Regions from separate parts of the Homo sapiens genome. Here region 2 is linked to region 1. The links are chromatin contacts, found by Hi-C or POLR2A ChIA-PET in ENCODE. All regions are on one chromosome and are shown on one strand. The core of a region is the stretch at or near the end of the contact, and the rest is flanking DNA. Distances in the headings are between cores, read along the strand shown. Region 1 holds the start of RPUSD2 (RNA pseudouridine synthase domain containing 2). Region 2 holds the start of EIF3J (eukaryotic translation initiation factor 3 subunit J).

Region 1 (3,344 bases), core at 536-3,035:
TGCAGATTCTCATTTAGTAGGTCAGAAGGGGAGGAGGAACAAGATTCTGCTATGTTTTCTGTCTCCACAGTTTTGCCAGGCACTAGTCCAAGTATTTTACTTGAATTAACTAATTTAATTCTCCCACCCCAATCCTATGGAGCAAAGAGGCTAGCTAAGAATACATACTTTTCTTTTGGATAAGGTTCTGCTTTCACTGTAAATATCTTAATGAAATGATGCACTTGAGAGATGATGTCCCTCCTGTGAAGTAGTTTGGTTCTAACATACCCCACAATCAATGGAGAATTCTACCTCTTATTTCTGGAGGTAGTCAGGAATCAGACTTTTCAGCATATGGAGTTCTGCAGCTGTGGATACCTCAGCTGCAGTCCCTCAGTTAGTTTGGTGAGACTAATGACTTGAAGAAGGAATTTAGCTAAAAAAGATTTCCCTTTCTCCTCTCCAGAATACAAATGCCTAGGATAAGAATTAGACTGTCTTTTTTTTTTTTTTTTTTTTGGCAAACTAACATTGAAATGCCTCCTTATTTGGAAGAATCCCACTCTGGATACCAAAGAGGGTTAGATTCTTGGCCGGGCGCGGTGGCTTACGCCTGTAATCCCAGCACTCATAATATAAAAATTAGCCAGGCGTGGTGGTGCGTGCCTGTAGTCCCAGCCACTCAGGAGGCTGAGGCAGAAGAATGGCTTGAACTCAGGAGGCGGAGGTTGCAGTGAGGTGAAATCGCTCCACTGCACTCCAGCCTGGGCGACAGAGCAAGACTCCGTCTCAAAAAAAAAAAAAAAAAAAAAAAAAAAGAGGGTTAAATTCTTCCATCTCCAGGCACCCTGGAAGTGAGGGCTCAGAGCAATGAGGTTTGGCTGATGGAAGTCCTCCCCTGCAGGACTCTTAACCTTGGAAGAGGGACACAGAGACACAGGGAGATTTAGGGGTCTCCAAGGGGTGGCAGGGCTGCAGGAAAAAGAGTCCTTTGGCACAACATAGTTTCTTGTGTCTACTGCATCCCAACTGGGTTTCTTCCCTGACATGTCTGAAGCCAGGCTCTCAAAAGGCTTGGTTTCCCTTGATTTGGCCCTTTTTCTGAGCCTAGTCTCCAGTTGTCTTGTGAATTCTATGAGGCACTAATATACTTTCCATAATTCTATCTCTGATGAAATTAGCCAGAGTTGGTTTATTTTGCACTTAAGAACCCTCGCCATATATCCTCTGATCTATTTGCAGTTTTAATCTCAGGATGGAAGCATGTGGGAGGCGAATGGGGATCACTAATCCTTCTCATGCTGTTAGGGGGAAACACAGGTGTGAACACATTGCTTCTGGGGTGCTTGTGTGTGTTTTAAATACATATATAACAATCTTACTGAGATACAAGTCACATACTATAATATTGACCCTTTTAAAATATAGAATACAGTGGGTTTTAGTATATTCGCAGAGTTTAGCAATCTTTATTCTGGTTGTTAGTTTTTGTTTTGTCTTAAATAAAGCTCCTTTCAAGCGTTTCTTCAGACCCAAGGGACTACTCGGAATTTACACGACCTACTCCTGTCATGGCCTTTACACGGAGCAATTCCAAGGGTTTCCTTTATAAATAACGTCGTATCTCCCTAATAGGAAGACGTCTGAGTAAGGTCACTTTTGGTGAGACATTTACAGTCTCTCATCTCTAAGCTCACTCAATTCACCTAATTTAATTCGAGCAGCTCACTCATTCGCTCACTTATCGCAGACCCCGCCTCGGGACTGGGCCTCCCTGATTCGCTGGGGCCGAGTGACGTCCTCAGATCGCGACCCTGGGAGTGGAGTGGGGGCAGCGTGGTTATGTGGCTGGACCGCCGCGGATGGCTCAGGGTTCTTGGACATTGGCGCTACGACCTTAGGCGCCCTAGCTTTACCAGGACTTGGAGTGGCGATAAGGGCCCAATGGCAGAAACAGTGTCTACCCAGGTTGGGACAGAGGGCGGGCTGAGGGCTTCGCATCAGCAAAACGGTGACGCTGGTGGCGACGCGAAGGTTGAGCTGTCCCCCGGGCCCCCGAAGCCGGCTGGCCGGGAAGTGGAGCCGGCCCCAGTAGGCGGGGAGCATCCCTCGGCTGCAGCCCCAGGCCCGGGCAAGCATAAGAAGCGGCGGGGCGCAACCAGGGAGCGTGTCGTGCCGCCCCCGAAGAAGCGGCGGACCGGGGTGAGCTTCGGAGATGAGCACTTTGCAGAAACCAGTTATTACTTCGAGGGCGGCCTGCGTAAGGTGCGGCCCTATTACTTTGACTTCCGGACCTACTGCAAAGGTCGCTGGGTGGGCCACAGCTTGCTGCACGTCTTCAGTACCGAGTTCCGAGCTCAGCCCCTGGCCTACTATGAGGCCGCGGTCCGGGCGGGCCGCCTGCAACTCAACGAGAAGCCGGTGCAGGACCTCAACATCGTGCTCAAGGTGGAGTCCTGATGGGGCTGGCCAGAAGCGGGCGAGGAAAAGGGGCCGGGTTTTGTTTTGTTTTGTTTTGTTTTTTAGTCTTAGTAAAGCATAGGTACTGGATTAAAATCATGGCAATTCTAAAGCGTTCTCGCTTTCATTTGGAACACTATTTTAGCCCGTTTCCCACCTCCGCAAGTGGCCAGGGTGTCTGTGCTTCAGGACTCAGCCTGTTTATCCTCTTCCTCAAGGCAGCTTCCTTGTTTCCAAGGGACAGAAGTTGGAATTTTCATAATTCCTTTAAACACCGTCTTGTGGCAAGGGCACTGATCACTTTACCCTGCGTTGTAGATCTCTGTGCAAATAGTAATAATAGGGGCTATCATTTATGTCTCTTTACTGTGTGCTGGGCACAAAGTTAAACATTGTATGTCCACTAATTCTAATGACAGCCTTGTGAAGTAGGTATTGCCACTCCATTTTACCTCTGAGGAAACTAAGGAAACTCACAGGGGTAAGGCTATCAACAGTGCCACTACCAAAGCCTATGTTCCTATAACTACTACTTAAACTATTTAACATAGAGTTATGAGATGTCAGGGATAGAGACTAGAATTGTTTAGCCCAGTGCTTTGACTCCTTTAAAATTCCATCACATCTATGAGGTACCAGACACCCCTGTCAGAAGTAACACTGTTTACCTCTCAGTAACACTAGTTTACCATGGTTGTGAGTGGAGAAAAGGCGATTACAGCATTTGGGGAATGGATGGTTTTGGAGTAACTTGTTCCATTGATCAATCGATTTGCGTCAATATATCATACATTGACGAATTCCCTCTCCTATCCCAATTTCTAAAGCACAGATCTGGTCTAACCCTCACATTCCACAGGAAGCAGAGACCCAGAAAAGATAAATGACTTGCCCAAGAGCAT
Region 2 (3,344 bases), core at 247-2,746, 4.0 Mb after region 1:
CCCGGGTTCAAGCGATTCTCCTGCCTCAGCCTCCCTAGTAGTGGGGATTACAGGCGCCCGCCACCACGCCCAGGTGATTTTTGTATTTTTAGTAGAGGTGGGGTTTTACCATGTTGGCCAGGCTGGTCTCGAACTCCTGACAGCAAATGATCCGCCCATCTCGGCCTCCCAAAATGCTGGGATTACAGGCGTGAGCCACCGCGTCCTGCCCACGTATCTACCTTTTTATCACATGAATGTTGTACCAAGTTCGCGTATTACATATTTGAAAATAAATTGCGAAAATAACAAAAACAAAATCCATCTACTGGCTAGCTCTTTAAAATCCTGCGGGGGAGCCCAGTGGCCCAACGGCGAAGTTTAGCCCATCTTGCCCTTTCTGGTCAGTGTACCTGTTCCATTTATCTCTGACTGCGCCACTCAGTCAGGTGAGGGACCACTGGAGTTTTCTACCGGAAATGCACTTCAGCAAATGCCACTTGCTCTCTCCAACTTCAGTTTCAACCAGCGCCTACCTCAGGAAGCCTTCCTTCATCCTCCGGCCCCCGCCGCCGCTAAGGTTATCCTTTTACATTCAACCTCATAATGCTGCTTTTTGTGGCAGTCATCACAGTGTCGAAATTTGTTTACATGTCCATCTTTGCTACTTGATGGAGGGCAAAGATACACCTCATACCTAGCATAGACCCCAGGAGGTCCGAAATTGTTCTGCGAAAGAAAAAAAAATCAATGTGCTGGCCTCAAAGGGGCTCACAGGAAGGGAAAAGCCTCGAAGACTAAGGCTCTCTTCGATTCCTTCGTGACTAACTCGAGGCAAACATGCCAGGAACGCGGCTCTCCCCACCCGCTCCTGCATCTGCGCCCGGGGATCGCCGGATTCCAGAGGGGTCCCCTCCACCTAGCGCGCGACGACTCCCTCTGGGGTCCCGGAAGCCCGGCCACCGACCCCACAGGCGGGCGTGGCCTCAGAGCCCTCTTCTGAGCACGGCGTGGGTATCCGCAGGCGGCCATGGACGGTGATCACAGTGACCAGAGGGACAGCGCACCCTCCGGTCGAAGCGGGGTAGGCGTTGGCAGGGGAGGGGCGACGAAGACTGGCGAGGTTCAGGCGCCAGCCAAAGAACCACTCTGCTAACTTCCTGGCACTTACGTTTCCTACCCGGGGCCCAGAGTCGGGCGGCGGTCTTCCAGCACCACGAACTCCAGTACTGGTCTGCGTTGTAGGGAGCTGGAAGCCCGACCCAGCACTCCTCAGCCCCCTGTGCCCCTCCCTCTGCTCTTTCCGCCCCTCCCTCCGCCCCCCTCCGCCCCCCCCTCCGCCTCTCCCTCAGCCCCGCAGCGCCACCGACCGCGTTCCCCGCCCACTTCTTACCCGCGCGCGTCGCCGCCGCCGCCTGAGGGGGCGTGGCCTCGGCTCGGCGCACAGTCAGCCACGGTCCCATCCTGCTCCGCGCCGGTCAACGAGAGCAAACCCAGTGACTCACCTCCGCCGTGCTAACTCCTCGCTAGCTCTCCCTCTCACACACGCTCACACCCGGCTCGAGATGGCGGCGGCGGCGGCGGCGGCGGGGGACTCGGACTCCTGGGGTGAGGAGAAGTTGCTGGGGCAGGGCCCGGGCCGGCGCCGGCCCCACGCAGTGGCAGGCACTAACACGGCTCGCTTTCTTCCGTAGACGCCGACGCTTTCTCCGTGGAAGACCCAGTGCGGAAGGTGGGGGGCGGCGGCACTGCCGGCGGGGACCGCTGGGAAGGCGAGGACGAGGACGAGGACGTCAAGGTGGGTGCGGGCTAGGGCGCCGGGCAGCGCGGAAGCGGGCTGGCGCTGTTGCCGGCCGACTCTGGGCCCCGGGTCGCTGCCGGGGCCTGCGGGCCGTGGGTCCAGGCGCGAGCATAGGGCCTGGCGGTGCTCTCTTCCCCTCCGCTTGCCGGCCATGTGTGGGCCGAAGACTGGCAGCGTGGCCTCCCGGACTCCCTCGCCGGTTGAGAGTCTGCTCTCCGGCGTGGATCCCACCCGCCGGCTGGCGACGAAAGGTGACAGCATCGGCCGGGTCGGCCCACGTGCAAGCTTCGCGGTCCGGAGCCTCTCGCAGGAATGAGACCGGGAAGTTGGGAATTGAGCCTTGTAGCTTATCCATATGGAAAGCCTTGAGACTCGCCTGTCTTTTCGAGCTCAAGTCAGCCCAGGGCCAGTAACTCATTTATGACCCTGAGGTCTACTTATACAGTTTGTTCGAGGGATTAGATGAGTGAAATATTGTAGTTGAATTTCAACCTTTTTTTCCCACACGAGACAGCTAGAAACAGTAAAGGGAAATAACTTTTGGCTCTCCCTTCCCCCACCCTGTGGTAAAAAGAATGAACTGACCACTGAGATAGCCCGCAGTTAGTGGACAGAAACCCAGGTAGTTCACACCGTGACCTGAGAAATGGAGAGACGACAGTTACTCAACTACACACATACGACACCTAAGGAAATATTGAAGATTTGGTGGTGGTTGTAGATGACGGGCCCGTGGTTTTTTGTTGTTGTTGTTGTTTTGTCTGTGCCTTGTAGATAATCATTTTTACCTCAGTCGTTTGATTTTGAAAACTCCGAAGGGTTCATTATACAGCTGTAAGTGACATTTACTTCTACATGGTTTTTTTTTTTTTTTACAGTAGTTACAGAAGTCTCAAATCCAAAATGTTAAGACTCTTATTAACAAAGTTCTCAAAATCTTGTTATATTTGTGCAGATAAAGTTTTGTGTGAAATGGAAAATGATTTTTTTTTGTGGTTTTGCCTAATTTAGTGAATTTCTCCTAATTTATAAACACAAACGGAGAACCCTATAAATCCTGCCTGGGCTGAAAAGTTTAAGCTAGATAATCACTATGAACTTAATAGGAATGTTGTTTTGAGTTTTTCTGTTCTCTCCCCAGTCCGATGAGGTTGGATGTGTGGATGTCCGATTTACTGACAGCCTGAGGTTCAAGAATGTTGTGAGCTTTGCACACATTGAAGTTAATAAATCGACTGGTTATTGTTTGAAGACACTCAGATGCTTTATTTACATGTTGTAGAAACATGGGACTAGATTTTGTTACCAGCCGCATTACAAGATATTAGTTACCCCTCTACATTGTAGCAGATTTTCAGTTTTGAGCCTTGGGTTCATATTGGTCCTTTCATTTTTTTCCATGCATATAGGAAGTGGCAGTTAAGACATCTGTTATGAAATTTGGGAATAAATTAACAAATGCAGAGAAAAGATTAGAGATATTAGGAAAGAAGTTGCAGAAAATGAAGTTTTAATGGATAGTCTAGACTAATGTCATGGAATAACTTCCTTGGGATTAAGGGAT

What was found. A loop is a pair of places that touch in the nucleus more often than their neighbours do. ChIA-PET counts read pairs that join two places held with the same protein, here RNA polymerase II (POLR2A). Pooled maps may share reads with other maps.
Region 2: a pooled map shows a loop between it and region 1 (4-fold over the local background). The contact joins the promoter of EIF3J here to the promoter of RPUSD2 in region 1. A Hi-C loop is called at or near these places in 1 of 37 single-sample maps with no recorded cell type and 4 of 50 pooled maps. POLR2A ChIA-PET finds 5 or more read pairs at or near these places in 1 of 52 experiments (B cell).

Annotation. Positions count from the first base shown.
Region 1 is chr15:40,567,514-40,570,857 of GRCh38, forward strand. It overlaps RPUSD2 (RNA pseudouridine synthase domain containing 2), which reads left to right and starts at 1,786. Exons shown (of 3, transcript NM_152260.3): 1 at 1,786-2,430. The coding sequence starts at 1,825. RefSeq lists enhancers at 1,728-2,057, 2,119-2,618, 2,368-2,417.
Region 2 is chr15:44,535,651-44,538,994 of GRCh38, forward strand. It overlaps EIF3J (eukaryotic translation initiation factor 3 subunit J), which reads left to right and starts at 1,497. Exons shown (of 8, transcript NM_003758.4): 1 at 1,497-1,587; 2 at 1,674-1,777. The coding sequence starts at 1,545. It overlaps EIF3J-DT (EIF3J divergent transcript), which reads right to left and starts at 1,273. Exons shown (of 2, transcript NR_034170.1): 1 at 393-1,273. RefSeq lists enhancers at 165-952, 640-1,089 and silencers at 1,260-1,429, 1,620-1,929, 1,950-1,999.